Regions from separate parts of the Mus musculus genome. Here regions 2 and 3 are each linked to region 1. Evidence: chromatin loops called from intact Hi-C (ENCODE). Cell type or tissue: gastrocnemius. All regions are shown on one strand. Links, peaks and the distances in the headings refer to the core of each region. The heading gives the core; the rest is flanking DNA.

The links. Hi-C counts contacts between places; a loop is a spot of excess contacts. Peaks named below come from ENCODE experiments on the same cell type or tissue, not always from the same donor. Only the 100,000 strongest peaks of a DNase experiment are listed, where the experiment ranks them.
Region 2: it touches region 1 in a loop (2.5-fold over the local background); 9 of 42 quality-filtered maps call a loop at or near these places.
Region 3: it touches region 1 in a loop (4-fold over the local background); 5 of 42 quality-filtered maps call a loop at or near these places.

The regions. Positions count from the first base shown.
Region 1 is chr15:100,454,368-100,459,766 of GRCm38, reverse strand. All of the region lies in intron 1 of 5330439K02Rik (a long non-coding RNA gene), which reads left to right. Among named protein-coding and RNA genes, the nearest start is that of 5330439K02Rik, 11 kb to the left of the region's middle. In gastrocnemius, for the core only: CTCF peaks have their summits at 1,516 (motif pointing left) and 2,215; DNase peaks (open chromatin) are centred at 1,503 and 2,232; H3K4me3 peaks cover 294 bases; H3K27ac peaks cover 701 bases.
Region 2 is chr15:100,318,703-100,324,101 of GRCm38, reverse strand. It overlaps a transcript of Mettl7a1 not described here. Among named protein-coding and RNA genes, the nearest start is that of Mettl7a3, 14 kb to the left of the region's middle. In gastrocnemius, for the core only: a CTCF peak has its summit at 2,783 (motif pointing right); a DNase peak (open chromatin) is centred at 2,815; H3K27ac peaks cover 1,528 bases.
Region 3 is chr15:100,339,729-100,345,127 of GRCm38, reverse strand. It overlaps Mettl7a3 (methyltransferase like 7A3), which reads right to left. Exons shown (of 2, transcript NM_001081471.1): 2 at 4,959-5,399. Among named protein-coding and RNA genes, the nearest start is that of Mettl7a3, 7.5 kb to the right of the region's middle. In gastrocnemius, for the core only: no CTCF peak of the experiment used is centred there; no DNase peak of the experiment used is centred there.

The DNA of each region.
Region 1 (5,399 bases), core at 1,201-3,700:
GTGCTCCAGTTCCTGGGCACAGCCAGCATTAAAAAAAAAAAACAAACCACAATTACGTTAGTGCTTGAGATGGTTATATTAGTGAGGGGTTTGCAGTGGCCTGTAAAAGCTGCTTTCTTTGCAAGGCTCAGCAGTATCTTCCAGACACCACATAATTTGCTTGGACCACTGTCAATGTCAGAGACAGTCCCAGAATCGTCGCCAAGGCTGCTGGGGGGCGGGAGAGAGAAGTGCCTCACTTGAGTATCTTAGCTAAGGCTAGGGGTTCACTTGAATGTCTCACCCAAGGCTGAGCGGCAGACTCCACGTTGGGACAGAACTGGTGTTACCTAAATCATTTCACTTTCTCCTTTGGTTCATTTTTTTTTTTCCAGAATTTTGGTGTTTTTGGTTAGAATTTGTGAGGTTTTGTTTTGCTTTGCTTTTGTTTGTTTGTTTGTTTTTTCAGTTTTTCGAGACAGGGTTTCTCTGTGTAGCCCTGGCTGTCCTGGAATTCACTCTGTAGACCAGGCTGGCCTCCAATTCAGAAGTTTGCCTGCCTCTGCCTCCCAAGTGCTGGGATTAAAGGCATGCACCACCACGTCCGGCTTGTTTTGCTTTTAGACAAAGTTTCGCTCTGCAGCTTCATAAGCCTGCAACACAGGTGAAGTCCAGGTTGGCTTCAAACAGGTGGCAATCCTCCTATCTCAGCCCCCAGGTACTAGAATCATAGGTGTGAGCCACCATGACCTATCCTTTGTTTCCCTGACAGTTCTCAGTGAGTAGCCCAGGCTGGACTAGAACTTGCTATATAGCCTGGAATAGCCTTGAACTCATGACCTCCCTGCTTTAATCTTCCGAGTGTCCATGCACTTATATGCACACACACACAAACACAATCACAATAACAAATAATTTTAGAGAGATGGCTCAGAGGTTAGGAACACTGGCTGTTCTTCCAGAGGACCCAAGTTCAGTTCCCAGCAACCACATGGCAGCTCACAGCTGTCTGCAACTCCAATTCCATGGAACCCAACGCCCTCTATCAGCCTCCACAGACCCTGCATGCACACGCTACACAGACACACAAAACATCCGTGCACACAAAATAATAAGTTAAAGCACTGAGAATGCTTAAAGATAATGGAAGGCTAGCAAGTTTATTTAGTTGGTTGTTTCTTGGGCAAGTGTGCAGAACTGAATTCAGATCTCTAACACTCAGTAAAAATCCCAGGGTGGGGCGGGCAGTGGTGGCACAGGCCTTTAATCCCAGCACTTGGGAGGCAGAGGCAGGCGGATTTCTGAGTTCGAGGCCAGCCTGGTCTACAGAGTGAATTCCAGGACAGCCAGGGCTACATAGAGAAACCCTGTCTCGAAAAACCAAGAGAGAGAGAGAGACAGAGAGAGAGAGAGACAGAGAGAGACAGAGAGAGAGAGAGAGAGAGCGACCGAGCTATCTTTGTCGGGCTCCGGATTTCTTCAAAGGGATTAAGCACCACAAAGGTGAAAATGGACAGACAGCGCCACCTGTAGGTGGTTGTGCTTACTCGTCACCTTCTAAGCCTTTTCTCAGAGGAGGGTCAAATGGCAGACATTTGGTAATACTAGAACATAGACTGTACCATCTTCAGCTGAGTACTCTCTACGGAAAAGCACTATCCATACATGGTGCACACACTCGGGTCCTCCCATGCCAGCATGGAGTGTTCTTTGGCTGTTATGAGCATGCGTAATACTTAAAAGACTCGACACCAAAACCTGGGAGATGCTTCAGTGGGAAAGACGTGCACCTCCTAGCCTAAAGACCTGGGTTCAATCCCCAATACCCAGTGGAAGGAGACTCGGGAAAGTCGGCTTCCGAATTCTAGAGCCATGCTCGACAGCATACGAACAGGGCTCACTGATATATAGATGGACAGACAGGCAGATGGATGGATGGATGAATAGATATAATGTAGTTAAAAGAAAATAAAGACGAGGCACCAATGGACTGCTACAGTGTGCTAGAAGTCAGCAAGTGAGAAGAGAATAGTTTCAGATTCAGCCTCTGTCCGCGCAGAGCATTCCTAATGCTTATTTTTAAGAACAAAGTGTTAGACCGTCGTTTGACCCCTGTAAGAGGGTAGTGACAAAACACAGGATGCTCTGAGAGAGGGGCGGGCAATCAGAAGAGACCTGGAAGCGGTCTAGAAGCTACGGTTCCTAGAACCGACCTCCGTCCGCTCCTCCAGCTGGTCGGTAGGTGTCGCTGTTGCTGTAAAGTCCGTGGCTGCTCTTAGAGCCATTTTGGGGGATGCTGAGGCTTTGGCTCTCATCAAACCGCATCAGTCTGGTGGAGACAAGTAAGTCAAAGTCTTCTAGAGCTGCTGCTGTTACCAGGAAGCAGCAGGGACAGCCCCGAGGGGTACTGATCGTCCAGCTCTCCTGGCTGAAGGATGACCTCGGTTCCTCTGCACCCTAAAGACATTTTTTCTGGCATCTTGCTCAAAGTCAAAAGCTCAGCTTGGCATGGCAGACGAGGTGGCACATGCCTTTAAGGCCAGCACTCGCAGGAGGCAGAGGCAGGCGGATTTCTGAGTTCGAGGCCAGCCTGGTCACCAGAGTGAGTTTTGGGACAGCCAGGGCGACACACAGAAACTCTGTCTTGAAAAAACAAGAACAAACTAGTTCAAACAAAAAATTAATATGTTCGCCTTGGATAAATTCTTCATAAGACATACAAGGAAAACGTGCTGTGTCTCGTTAATGCACTTTGTCTTTAGCCCCTCAGTTAACACAGCCCAAAATACCAGGTGGCAGTTTGCCTACAGGAACCCTCTTACACCTGCCCTCCTCTACCACCATTGCCCCCCGAAACTGATCTGAAGATGCAGGAGGAGACTGACATCTTGAGAAGGCCAAAGAAACAGAGCAAAAGGAAACTCCTTGCACAGCTGCTGAGGTGGCGGCACTGGCCTTTGCCCAAGAGGCCAAAGGTTTTAAATTCAGACTCCATTTCAGAGAACCTGACCTAAGTTTGAACTCGGGTAAACTAACAGGCTGGTACCTAGCATGAGTTTCCAAGTTGCCCCCCAACAAAACCTGAGCCTAGCTCCAGTCTCTAGGTTACACCCCCAACAAGACCAGTGTCTCCAGGTGATTCCCCCAACAAACCTGCACCCCAGGTTACAAGCCCACCCCCTGCCTAAGGACCACCAATGCAGAGGGAGCAGAAGCACTCCCAGCACCAGCCAATTATGCTAAAGGTCACAGGAGCTTGCCAATTAGATGCTTGCACACACACTCCCTGCTTGCTGCTTACTCTAAAGTCTTGCCCTGATAGATATTCCGGGCTCCCCCACCACCAAAACCGTTCTTCGTGACAGTGGGGGGGGGGAGCTAGCTCGAGAATAGAATAGAGACCCTGCTGTGAGTTGCATCAGATCAGCTCCTGTGTGTGTTTTGGGGATCACTAACTTTTCCCTGGCACATCAGCCCTAGGCTGGCCCAGCACGCCCCTCAGACTCTCACTGGGGACCCAGGTAGAAAGCACTAGCATTCCTTTAACAGTTAGAGCATTTGTAATGGTGAAAATGTCCTCCCAGCTACATGGCATTTCATTATTCTATGGGTATAACTTTGACTTTGTCAAAAATAGCCCCATGTTCCACCTGGTATTCACTAAGAGAGAACTCCAGGCACAACACATTGTTTGCATGAACTAAAGTCCTCCGGTGGCAGCAGGTGAAGCTCAGTCGTGCCGATGTGTTCATGTGAAATGTTTAAAAACATAGAACTGAAAAAAGTCTAAAATAATAAAATACAATAGAAAAAAAAATGTAAAAAGTGCCAGTTGTGGTGCAGCAAACCTTTAATCCCAGCACTTGGGAGGCAGAGGCAGGAGGATTTCTGTAAATGTGAGGACAGCCAGGGCTACAGAGCAAGTTTCAACCCAGCCAGGGCTACATAGGGAGACCCTATTGGGTCTCATATATATCTACACACATATATCATGCACATATACATGCATACACATACACACATATTAACATGCACACACAAGCACACACAGTCACACACATACACACATGTATATCAACATACAAGCACACAGACAGCATATATATATATACATATACATTCATAGTATGTATATACACACATGCACACACAAGCAAACTCACATATACACACAAGCACACACAGACACATGTATATACACATGTGCACATATGTATAGACACATGCACATACACATATGCACATACACAGACACATACATACAAACACACACACAGGTAAAATACATACACAAGCACATACAGACATGCATATACATACATACACACATATGTATATGTACACATGCACACAACAGACATTCCTGTATGTACACACATGCATAGATGTATACTCACATATACATATGTGTGTATATATATATACGTATATATATATATATATATATATATATATACACACATGCATATACATGTGCACACCAATGCTCTCACATACATGTATACACACACCTGTACATTTGTGATTAGCTCTTGTTATTAATGTGATGTGTGGTCCCCTGCTCCAGTGTACTGAGCTCCTATGAGCCCCTAATAAAGGTGTCAGTAGTTCAAAAGGGCTTTTAACACATTTTAGTGGACATTTAACAATATATAAACTACACTCGTAAGGTCACGTTATTACCATACTTTGACTTGAAAAATAACTTTTATGCTTTTTTTATAAGCAGAATGCTTGCTTATCTGTAGTCTTGGCTCTTCATTCAAGTAAGATTTTATGTTCCGTATTTACCGCCAATTAAAATTGTATAGGCCAGGTATGGTGGCACATGCCTTTAATCCCAATACACAGGCAAGCAGATCTCTGTCAACATGGTCAACATAGCAAGTTCCAAGACATCAAAAGTTACATAGTGGCTGGGTGTTTAATCCCAGCACTTGGGAGGCAGAGGCAGGCAAATTTCTGAGTTCGAGGCCAGCCTGGTCTACAGAGTGAGTTCCAGGACAGCCAGGACTACACAGAGAAACCCTGTCTCGAAAAAGAAAAAAAAAAAAAAGGGTTACTTAGTAAGATCCAGTCTCAAGCACACACACACACACACACACACACACACACACACACACACACACACAGAGACACTCACACACAGAGACACACACACGCACACTGGGTGCTTTGTTTTCCTGGCTTAGATAATGAGCTAGGCTTCTATGTTCCTTCCCTCAGAATAGCTAAGAAGTGATAACATGTGTGCTCATTTGCGTAATCACCTTTCCACTAGCTTATTCCTGGGTGTTTTGCCTACACGTATGTATGTGCACGTGTGTGTGTGTGTGTGTGTGTGTGTGTGTGTGTGTGTGTGTGTGTAGCCACAGAGGTCAGAACAGGGCATCCAATCCTCTGGAATTATAATTACAGAC
Region 2 (5,399 bases), core at 1,483-3,982, 140 kb after region 1:
AGTGGAAAAGGTCAAGGACTAAGAGGCCTTTGGGAGCCCTGGGACTTCTAAGTTTAATGTTTTATATATGGCATTGGGAGGTGTTGACACAGTGCTTACACAAAAGCTTGGCATGTGTTTTCTCTTGAAATGTGTGTTGATGTTAGGCTTCTCACACATCAGACAAGCACTGTGCCATGAAGAAACTTTTCTACCTGCAGGAACAGTGTTGTTGTTGTTGTTGTTGTTGTTGTTGTTGTTGTTATATGGATGTTTCTCATGCAGTGACTGATACACCAAAAGAGGGTGTCCGAGCCCCTGGAACTGGGGTTACAGATTGCAGATTGTTGTGAGCTGTCATGTGGGAGCTGGGAACTGACCCAGACCCTCTGGAAGAACAGACAGTGATCTTAACCACTGGGCCATCTCTCGGGCCACTTAGTTATTCCTGTTGCTTTAAAAGAGAAGACCTACATTTTTCTTTCTTAGATTCTCAAGGTTATCTGTGTTCTCTCCATAAAAGTTAAGAAATAGACCCAGTTTTTACCATTTTAGTGCTATTTTTACATATTCCTGCACACTTGTCATCCATGTGTGAACAGATGGCAAATGTTTGTCTTTTTAAAAAAGTTTCCCAGAGAGGCTGGAGAAATGGATCAGCTGTTAAGACAATTGACTGCTCTTCCAGAGGTCCTGAGTTCAAATCCCAGCAACCACATGGTGGCTCACAACCATCTATCTGTAATGAGATCTGATGCCCTCTTCTGGTGTATCTGAAGACAGCTACAGTGTACTTACATATAATAAATAAATCAATCTTTGGGCCGGAGCGAGAAGGAAAAAAAAATTTTCCCCAGGAGTTTAGAATACTCTAAATCTTCCTAAGAATATGAAAAGAAGAAAATAAAGGTGAGAGAAAAAAATGTGGACTGACAGTTTGCCAATGTATTTATTAATCCCTTTATTTACTTATTTATTTACTTATCTATTTTGAGACAGGGTCTCACTATATAGCCCTGGCTGTCTTGAAACTCAATATGTAAACCAGTTGTATTCCCAACTCACAGAAATCCCCCTGCCTCTGCCTCCAAAGTACTGGCTTTGAAGGTGTGTGACAATGCCTGGCATTTTACCGGTTTGTTAGTAATCTGCTGTATCCAGCATTTCCTCCCACATAAACCGCTCAGGCAGACGGAGCTCCAGCACCTGGGCTTCCCGAGAGTCAGTCCCTGGGGCTGGAGACGGCTCAGTGGTTAGGAGAACTTGTTACTCCAGCAGAGGACCTGGGTTCACCAAATGCAGGCTTACCATCATCCGTATTTCAGTTCCGGGGATCGCATGCACCCTTTTGACCTCCACAGACAGGCACCAAGGACCCATGTGGTGTACAAACATGCAGGCAAAACACTCATGCATATAGAACATGTATTTAAGATGTGCTAATATTCAGTATTGTCTCCACGGGTCAAATGCTACACTGCTACATATATATTCACATTTGCTATATTCCAGTGAAAAGTAGAAAGCATTTCAAGAAGAAACCACAATGCTAGAATAAACACCTGACCCTTTGGAAAATGTGATGTATAACTCTCATGTTTGCTACATTTACAGAAGAAAAACATTTTCTGGTAGGAGGACCAGTTTCACCCTGTTTTCTCATGCGTGCTGAAGGAGTGGCGCTTCGGGCAGGTGAGCCTGCTGAACTGCCTCAGAGCTCAGCACTGAGAGGTCTAGAGTTTACGAAGCACTCCTGGCTCTGTCTCCCTTTTCTCCCACAGCTTTTCACGTGCCCAGTTCCCTTTCCATGAGTGAATAAAGTACTAGCAGGAGCCAGGCGTGGAGACCCATCCTGCAGCAGGAGGTGGGTGTGGTGACCCATGATGCAGTCCCAGTGCTGTGGACTGAAGACAACCCGCTGATCAGTCCAGCTAGCTGAACCAGTGAGCTCCAAGTTCAGTGAGAGACGCTGCCTCAAAAAAATTATATTTACATACATATACATATATATATATGTATACACACATATATATATATGTATATGTATGTATTTGTATGTGTGTGTGGGTGGGTGGGTGTGCGTGTATTACCACAACAGAGTGTATACACACACACACTGTTGTGGTAATGCACACTTTTAATCACAGCACTCAAGGCAGAAAGAGGCAGGTAGATACCTGATTTCAAGGCCAGCCTGGTCTACAGAGTGAGTTCCAGGACAACCGCACACATAAACTCTGTCTTGAAGATATAGATAGATAGATAGATAGATAGATAGATAGATAGATGGATGGATAGATAGATGATAGATAGATAGATAGATAGATAGATAGATAGATAGATAGATAGATAAATAGATAGATAGATAGATGATAGATAGATGATAGATAGATAGATAGATGGATGGATGGATGGATGGATGGATGGATGGATAGATAGATAGATAGATAGATAGATAGATAGATAGATAGATAGATAGATAGATAGATAGATAGTTGGATGATAGATACAAAATAATAGTAAGAGATAGAAGTTGGATTTGGGTTCAGAGCTTGCCCCCCTCCCCCTGCTACTCCCTAAAGCCGGGGAAAGCATTGAAGAATCAGTCAGCAGACGGCTCTAAATGCTGAGGTGCCCAGCTGAACATCATTTCCGTGATGGATGAGCACGTGTCTTTGTAATTGTGGGTGTAGGATCAGCCAAGAGTAACTGTTAAGTAAGAGCCTTGGCGATGGCTCAGCTGATGGAGGTGCTTGTGTTTAAACCTGACTGGGCTGAGTTCCAACCCCAGGTCCCACAAGGTGGCAGGAGAGAACCAGCCTGGAGAGCTGTCCTCTGGCCTGCATGTGGCCACAGTGCACAATAAAATAAAAGCAGTGGGTTTCAGGCCAGCGAGAGCCTATCTTGAAAAATACCAAGAAGTAAATAATTAAATGAATCTGTTCCTGGAACTGATGTATAGGAAGACCCTGGAGGTGGGCACATGATCTGGCAGGCGATCAACCAACAGGATCTGCCAACGGGATCTGTAAGGTGAATCCTAGTAACCTAGAGGAGAGTTATCTAGTTACCAAGAGAGTTACCTAGTTCCCTGCTTAGAGAGCCCTCAGAGTGTTTGTCCAGCAACAGGGACTGGCTGGGTCAGAGCCTGGTGTCTGGGTGGGCAGTCACTTGCTCACTGAGTTGGTTCTTCATGCTAACCTTAGATTCCAGATCTTAATAAAAACTGAACGTCAGCTGTCAAGAGGTGGTAACGTATGCCTTTAATCCCAGCACTTGGGAGTCAGAGACAAGCAGATATCTGTGAGTTTGAGGTCAGCCTGATCTACAAAGCAAGTTTCAGGACAGCCAGGGCTACATGGAGAAACTCTGTCAAAACAAACCATAAATCCCTAAGAGTCTATTGCCCAACACTGAACAGCAATTGTTAAAATGAGGTCATCTTATTTAAACTCCCAAGCAAAGCTTTACATAATCACTTGGCTTCTCTAACTCCTGCCCCATGTCACCTGATAGTTTTGTTTTCCTCAATTCCTTTCATAAAGACTTTTTAGAAGAGGCCTCCCCTACAGCCATGCTCTCCCGGAAGCCCAAGCTCTCTGAGGGGTTCCCTGCAGGTTAGATGCAGGGAGCGGGCTGCAGAGGTGCACACTGCCTTCCTGGGAGCCCGGGTTCCTACTGCTGATTCAGGAGTCTCAGGCTCAGGAGCAGATGCACGCATATTGCGGGTCATCTGTCTTTCTGTGTCTGCCATTTCCTCTCTCCAGCCACAAAGAGCAAGCGATGCGCCATGTTCTATTTCACTTGACAGTTTGCAGGGACTCCTGGCAGCTTTCCTGTTTCCACCAGCAAATAATACAAGTTACTGTGGAGGTTTGCTGACATGATGAAGCTGCTGGTTGGTCTGCTGTCCTGCACCAGGTGTTGCTGGGGTCCTGCACCTGCCTTTGCCCCCACCCCCCACCCCTGCTCCTGCAAGGTGTCTGTTGGCTGAACTTTTGTCATGCTGTGTTAGTTGGGTTGTTACTGGAGGACATAGGGCAAAAGGCCTGGGTCCAGGAGTTCACAAGCCCCAAGTTGAACCAGTTAAAGACAATGGTGGTAAAGGCAGAGAACGATTTTACTACATAGACAGATTGGACAACAGAAAAAGAGGCTCAGTGACCCCAGGTCCATCTTCCAACAGACTAACATGATTTTGTTTTGTTGGTTTTGTTGTCTGTTTTTGTTTTTTGTTTTTTGGTTTTTTTTTTGTTTTTTTGTTTTTTTGTTTTGTTTTTTTTTTGTTTGTTTGTTTTTTGAGACTAGTCTTCTCTGTGTAGTCCTGGCTGTCCTGGAACTCACTCTGTAGACCAGCTTGGTCTTGAACTCACAGAGATTCGCCTGCCTCTGCCTCCCCAGTACTGGGATTAAAGGCGTGAGCCACCACCACCCAGCAGGCTGACAGGATTTAAGGAATGGGACTGGAGAGATGACTTAGTGGCTATGAACGAACGTTAGCTGTTCTTCCAGAGGAACCAGGTTTGTTTCCCCAGCATCCCTGTCCAGTCTCACGACCTGGAACTTCAGTTCCAGGGGGGCTGGCACCATCTTCTGACCTTGCTGTGATATGTGGTTGCTTCCAATTTGACCGAAAAATAAAGGCTAAAGGGACAGAGTAGCAGAGATAAGTCCCAGGGGACTGTTCACAGTGAAATGGGGGGTGGGGGGGAGCAGTATCAGTTAGCCGAGGCTCTTGAGAGGTTACGTGGGAAAGCTGGGATGGCCTAGGAAAGTTGGAAGCTGGGATAGCCTTGGAAATCCTTGCAAACAATCATTTCTTTCATTAGTCAGAGATGAGTCTGCCTTTGGGTTAGGGATAGAGAAATCCTGAAATTGTCAAAGTCACTGTGTGGCATTAAGAAAGTGACAGAGAAGGTATCTGTACCCTAGGCTAGCCTCAAAGTTTCCATTCTCCTGCCTGTGCTTCCTGAATACTTCCTGTGGCAGCATGCCTAGCCTACAGGCACTTGAATGTGGAAACCTGTATTATCAGCTGAGAGAGGCGTGGGGTGAAAGGGTCTGTCCACGAAGAAGGCAGACATCAGGGCCATGAACGGCTTAAGGACTGGGAAGGCACAACTTGACAGAAGACTCTCCTAAAATGATGCTTTTAGGTTGTCTTGCTCTATATCCCAGCCTAGCTTTAAACTGCCTACTGTAGCCTGAACTGATCTCAGACCAGCCATCTTTTCTCCCTCTGACTCTTGAGTTCTAACATTTTAGGACCATGCTGCCTAGTGAGCTGGCCTTTGTTGTTTGTTACACTTTTAGGAGTGATACATTTTGACCAGTGACTTTTGTAGTTTATACACAAATTCCAGGATAAGCCTCCAACTTCTCAAACACTTTTCTTTAGAAGAAACACACTATGTTGCTTA
Region 3 (5,399 bases), core at 1,483-3,982, 110 kb after region 1:
GGACAGATATCTTTTTTAAAGATTTATTTAAATTATTTTATGTATATGAGTACACTGTAGCTTTACTGATGATTGTGAGCCATCATGTGGTTACTGGGAATGAAGGTTGCTTGCTCTGGCCTAAAGATTTATTTATTCAACGGGCATGGTGGCGCACGCCTTTAATCCCAGCACTCGAGAGGGTAGAGGCAGGCAGATTTCTGAGTTCGAGGCCAGCCTGGTCTACAAAGTGAGCTCCAGGACAGCCAGGGCTATACAGAGAAACCCTGTCTCGAAAAAACAAAACAAACAACAACAACAAAAAAGATTTATTTATTATTATACATAAGTACACTGTAGCTGTTTTCAGATACACGAAAAGAGGGCGTCAGATCTCATTACAGATGGTTGTGAGCCACCATGTGGTTGCTGGGATTTGAACTCAGGACCTTCAGAAGAGCAGTCAGTGCTCTTAACTGCTGAGCCATCTCTCCAGCCCCGGCAGGTTTCACTCTCTCCAATCCCCACGCCTTCCCTGCTGGCTCACCCAGTCCTTGCTTGTGGCTCTCCTTCGGAATCCCACTCCTGCTTTTGTATCCTATTGGTTTTTGTTTTGTTTTGAGACAAGCTCTCACCAGGTAGACCTGACTGGCCTGGGACTTTCAGAAACCTGCCCTTCTCTAGCCTGGGAGTGCTGGGATTGAAGGTGTGCCAACCACAACAGGACACCTGGCCTATGACATTCCTTCTCTTACCCTTGGGGTCACTAACACCAAGACCTCTTTTTCCTCCCTCTTCTTGGGCTCCTTTTTAGTTTCCTAGAAATATCTTAAGTATTCTAAGTACTTTTATTGGCCATGTGATCATTTTAACTCTGGAGTAGGGGCTGTAAGACTTCCCTAGAAGAAGTACTAGATGCAGTTTCCACTGGGAAGGCCCTGAAGAGTGGATCTCCATTTTTTTTTAAGATTTATCTATTTATTATATGTAAGTACACTGTCTCTGTCTTCATATGCACCAAAGAGGGCATCAGATCCCATTACAGATGGTTGTGAGCCACCATGTGGTTGCTGGGAATTGAACTCAGGACCTTTGGAAGAGCAGTCAGTTCTCTTAACCACTGAGCCATCTCTCCAGCCCCATCTTCTCCACTCAACTCATTTTTTAAAAGATTTATTTATTAATTTTATGTAAGTGAGTATACTATAGCTGTACAGATGGTTGTGAGCCTTCATGTGGTTGTTGGGAATTGAATTTTTTTAGGACCGCTGCATGCTCCAGTCAACTCCACTCCCTCAGTCCCTGCTCGCTCCGACCCAAAGATTTATTTATTATTATACATAAGTACACTGTAGCTGTCTTCAGATGCACCAGAAGAGGGCGTCAGATCTCATTAAGGGTGGTTGTGAGCCACAGTGTGGTTGCTGGGATTTTTAACTCAGGACCTTCAGAAGAGCAGTTAGTGCTCTTATCCGCTGAGCCGTCTTCTCCGCTCTTAAACCCCTCCTTCTTGTATAGGAGAAAACACTTAAAATTATTTATCAGATGTACGACACAAGTTTACCTTATGGCATGGTTGCTTTTATTTTTTGTAAGATTTATTTTGTCTTTATGTGTTAAGCCTGTGTCTGTCTGGTTCTGCATAGAGGCAGAGTAGCTCTTGCTGCTTGGGGTTGGGGGAAAAGCTGGTTTGGGGAGCTTACTCATTCTCCAAGTTACAGCCTGACCTCAGAGACGGTTGTCCTCCACTGGCCCAAAAGGCTCTGCCCGTGTCATCCATGGCAAGCGCAGGTCACTGAAACCCAAAGCTGCTGGAATGGGGTCTGGACCAGGGATGGTACCTGAGAAATCTTGCTGGCATATGTGGTTGCTTCCAATTTGACAGCAGTAGAAAAGCTAAAGGGACAGAGTAGCAGAGATAAGTCCCAGGGGACTGTTCACAGTGAAATGGGGTGTGTGTGTGGAGTGGGTATCAGTTGCTGGGGGCTCCTGAGAGGTTACATGGGAAAGCTGGGATAGCCTTGGAAAGTTGCAAGCTGGGATAGCCTTGGAAATCCTTGCAAACAAGCTTTTCTTCCTTTAGTCAGAGATGAGTCTGGCTTTGGGTTAGGTTTAGAAAAATCCTGAAATTGTCAAATCACTATGTGGCATAAAGAAAGAGACAGAGAAGGTGTCTTAGTCAGGGTTTCTATTCCTACACAAACATCATGACCAAGAAGCAAGTTGGGGAGGAAAGGGTTTATTCAGCTTACACTTCCAATACTGCTGTTCATCATTGAAGGAAGTCAGGACTGGAACTCAAGCAGGTCAGAAAGCAGGAGCTGATGCAGAGGCCACTGAGGGATGTTCTTTACTGGCTTGCTTGCTTCCCCTGGCTTGCTCAGCCTGCTCTCTTATAGAACCAAGACTACCAGCCCAGAGATGGCACCACCCACAAGGGGCCTTTCCCCCTTGATCACTAATTGATCACTAATTGAAAAAATGCCTTACAATTGGATCTCATGGAGGCATTTCCTCAACTGAAGCTCCTTTCTCTGTGATAACTCCAGATGTGTCAAGTTGACACAAAACTAGCCAGTACAGAAGGTATCTGTACCCTAGGTTAGCCTTAAAGTTACCATTCTCCAGCCTCTGCTTCCTGAATACTTCCTGTGGCAGCATGCCTAGCCTACAGGCACTTGAATGTGGAAACCTGTATTATCAGCTGTGAGAGGCATGGAGTGAAAGGGTCTGTCCATGGAGAAGGCAGACATCAGGGCCATGAACTGCTTAAGGACTGGGAAGGCACAACCTGACAGAAGACTCTCCTAAGATTTGGGGATGCTTTTAGGTTGTCTTGCTCTATATCTTAGCCTAGCTTTAAACTGCCTACTGTAGCCTGAACTGATCTCAGACCAGCCATCTTTTCTCCCTCTGACTCCTGTGTTCTAACATTTTAGGACCATGCTGCCTAGTGAGCTGGCCTTTGTTGTTTGTTACACTTCTAGGAGTGATACATTTTGACCAGTGACTTTTGTAGTTTATACACAAATTCCAGGATAAGCCTCCAACTTCTCAAACACTTCCCTTTAGAAGAAACATACTATATTGCTTAGCCACTGTTGTTATTAATTTTAAATGGGTTGAGGAATTAATTTTAAATGGCTCAGTGACCAGTCTTGGTCCTTTGCTCTTGGTCACCAGGACCTCTGCCTGTTCTCTGGCCGGGGTGGAGCTGTTGGCTCAACAGTTCATTAAGGAATTCCTGTGATTCTTTACTGCAGCCTGGTTTGATTTTAAACACAGGGATTAAGAAATACCCTTCTCTTGCTTTTGTTGGTATTGGCATGTGGAGACTCAGTGCACTGTCAGTACCCTTAACTGACTACCAGGAATTTAATGTCAGCTAAGTGCTGTGATTTTCAAAGCAACACCAAGAGGGAGGGCTTGTTCTGGGGCCAAGACCACAAATGGAACCATAATGTAATGTTTGCTTCTCTATCAACTCTGAGGACACAGAACATCAGAGAACCTGGGAATAAATGTGAAACGTTAGAATGTTTACAGGGGTGGGAGTGGGAGGTAATCCATCGAAATACTTGTGCGGCTCTCACCCCTTGTCTTAAGAGACCAGTGGAAGTGGCTGTGAACACAGAACCTGCCCTTCACTCAGGCTGTTTTGAGGCAGGGCTTCACTATGTTACCCTGGCTGGCCATACTACCTCTGAGTGCCAGGTTTATATGTGGTGCCATATACCCAGTGCTTTTACTTGCTCATTTATTTGTGTGGGCGTGTACCTGCTATGATGCATGTGTAGAGAGAGGTCAGAGGACAACTTTGTGAGTTGGCTCTCTCCTTCCACTGTGTGGATCCCAGGTCACCAGGCAGCAAGCACCTTTACCATTGAGCCATTTCATCTGGCTGGCCTTCAGTTCTTGAACATGAATTTCTTCTTTTCAAGCAACTGCCACCCAAACTGCTCCATGCAGCTCCATTCATTCTTTGAGTTCAGCTCAAAGCAGCCCCTGCTCTTCCCCAAGGTAGGTAGGATCACATGTCCTGGCATCTATGCATTTTCTTCAGTGATGACTGAAGAGACAATTTCTTCATAGCTTATTCAAGAGCAGAACACATAGTAGGTACTCAATATTAAGCATCAGTTAAAGAAAAAATAAACCAGGGCTATAGATCAGTCAAGAGTGCTTGCCTCTCAGGGTTGGGCAGGGGAGGTTGGGGACTTAGCTCAGAGGTAGAGCACTTGGCTAGCAAGCACAAGGCTCTGGGTTCAGTCCTCAGCTAATAATTAAAAAAAAAAAAAGTGCTTCCTTCATGCACTAGGCCCAGGTTCAACCCCAGCACCCCAAGAAAACTTCTAGGTGTGTGTAGGGGGTCTATGTATCTGTGTGTGAGTGTGCGTGCACACATATTTGCATATGCACACTTACTGTTCATGGTGAGACAGTCCTGCGATCCCAACACTCATATAGCTGCAGCAAGAAGATCAAGAGTTCCAGGCCAGCCTGGGCTACATGGTAAGACCCTTAGCATTTTTTAAACATATTGCTTCATTGTTTTGCTTTTTGTTGTTCTCTTTCTGAACTCATCCTGGATGGTGTGGAGTGGCACAGGACTTTGATCAGCACACAGGAGGCAGAGGCAGGTGGATCTCTGTGAGTTTGGGGCCAGCCTAGGCTACATAGTGAGACCCTGTATCAAAACAAAGCCCCTGAACAACATTCTTAATCTACGATTGAGGCCTGGTTCAATATGTTTTTTTATTATTATTATTATTATTATTATTATTATTATTATTATTATTATTATTATATGTAAGTACAATGTATCTGTCTTCAGACACTCCAGAAGAGGGAGTCAGATCTCGTTAGGGATGGTTGTGAGCCACCATGTGGTTGCTGGGATTTGAACTTCGGACCTTCAGAAGAGCAATCGGGTACTCTTACCCACTGAGCCATCTCACCAGCCCCTGATAGTGTAGTCTTGCATAGCATGCTCTCAGCCCTGGGTTCAGTCCCTAGTATGTCACTTCTAAGAGAGGGTGGGGGAGAAAGCAAAGATTGAAAGATCATAGCCACACAGTCACACCCCACTCTGATCCTTCCAAAATGGCTAAGATCTACTAACTGTGTGTGTGTCATTTGGATGCTAAGTGTCTCCCTGCAGAGAATTCCCATCTGTTCTGTGCAGTTCTGTGATGACGCTGGTGTGTAAAGTGCACTTATACGAGCTGTGGAGTGCAGGACAGTGCAGCAGCCAGTGGCAAAACCCTCAGTCGAAGGACAGAGAGCCACTGGCCAGAGCACAGGTGGCAGCCAAAGCAGACTAGTAACACCAGGACAGCAAGTGGGTTCTGATTCCTTCTTACCAGGATGGGGGAGGGAAGGAGGTGTTCCTGTGTTAGTCAGCCGTGGATTTTCGATTT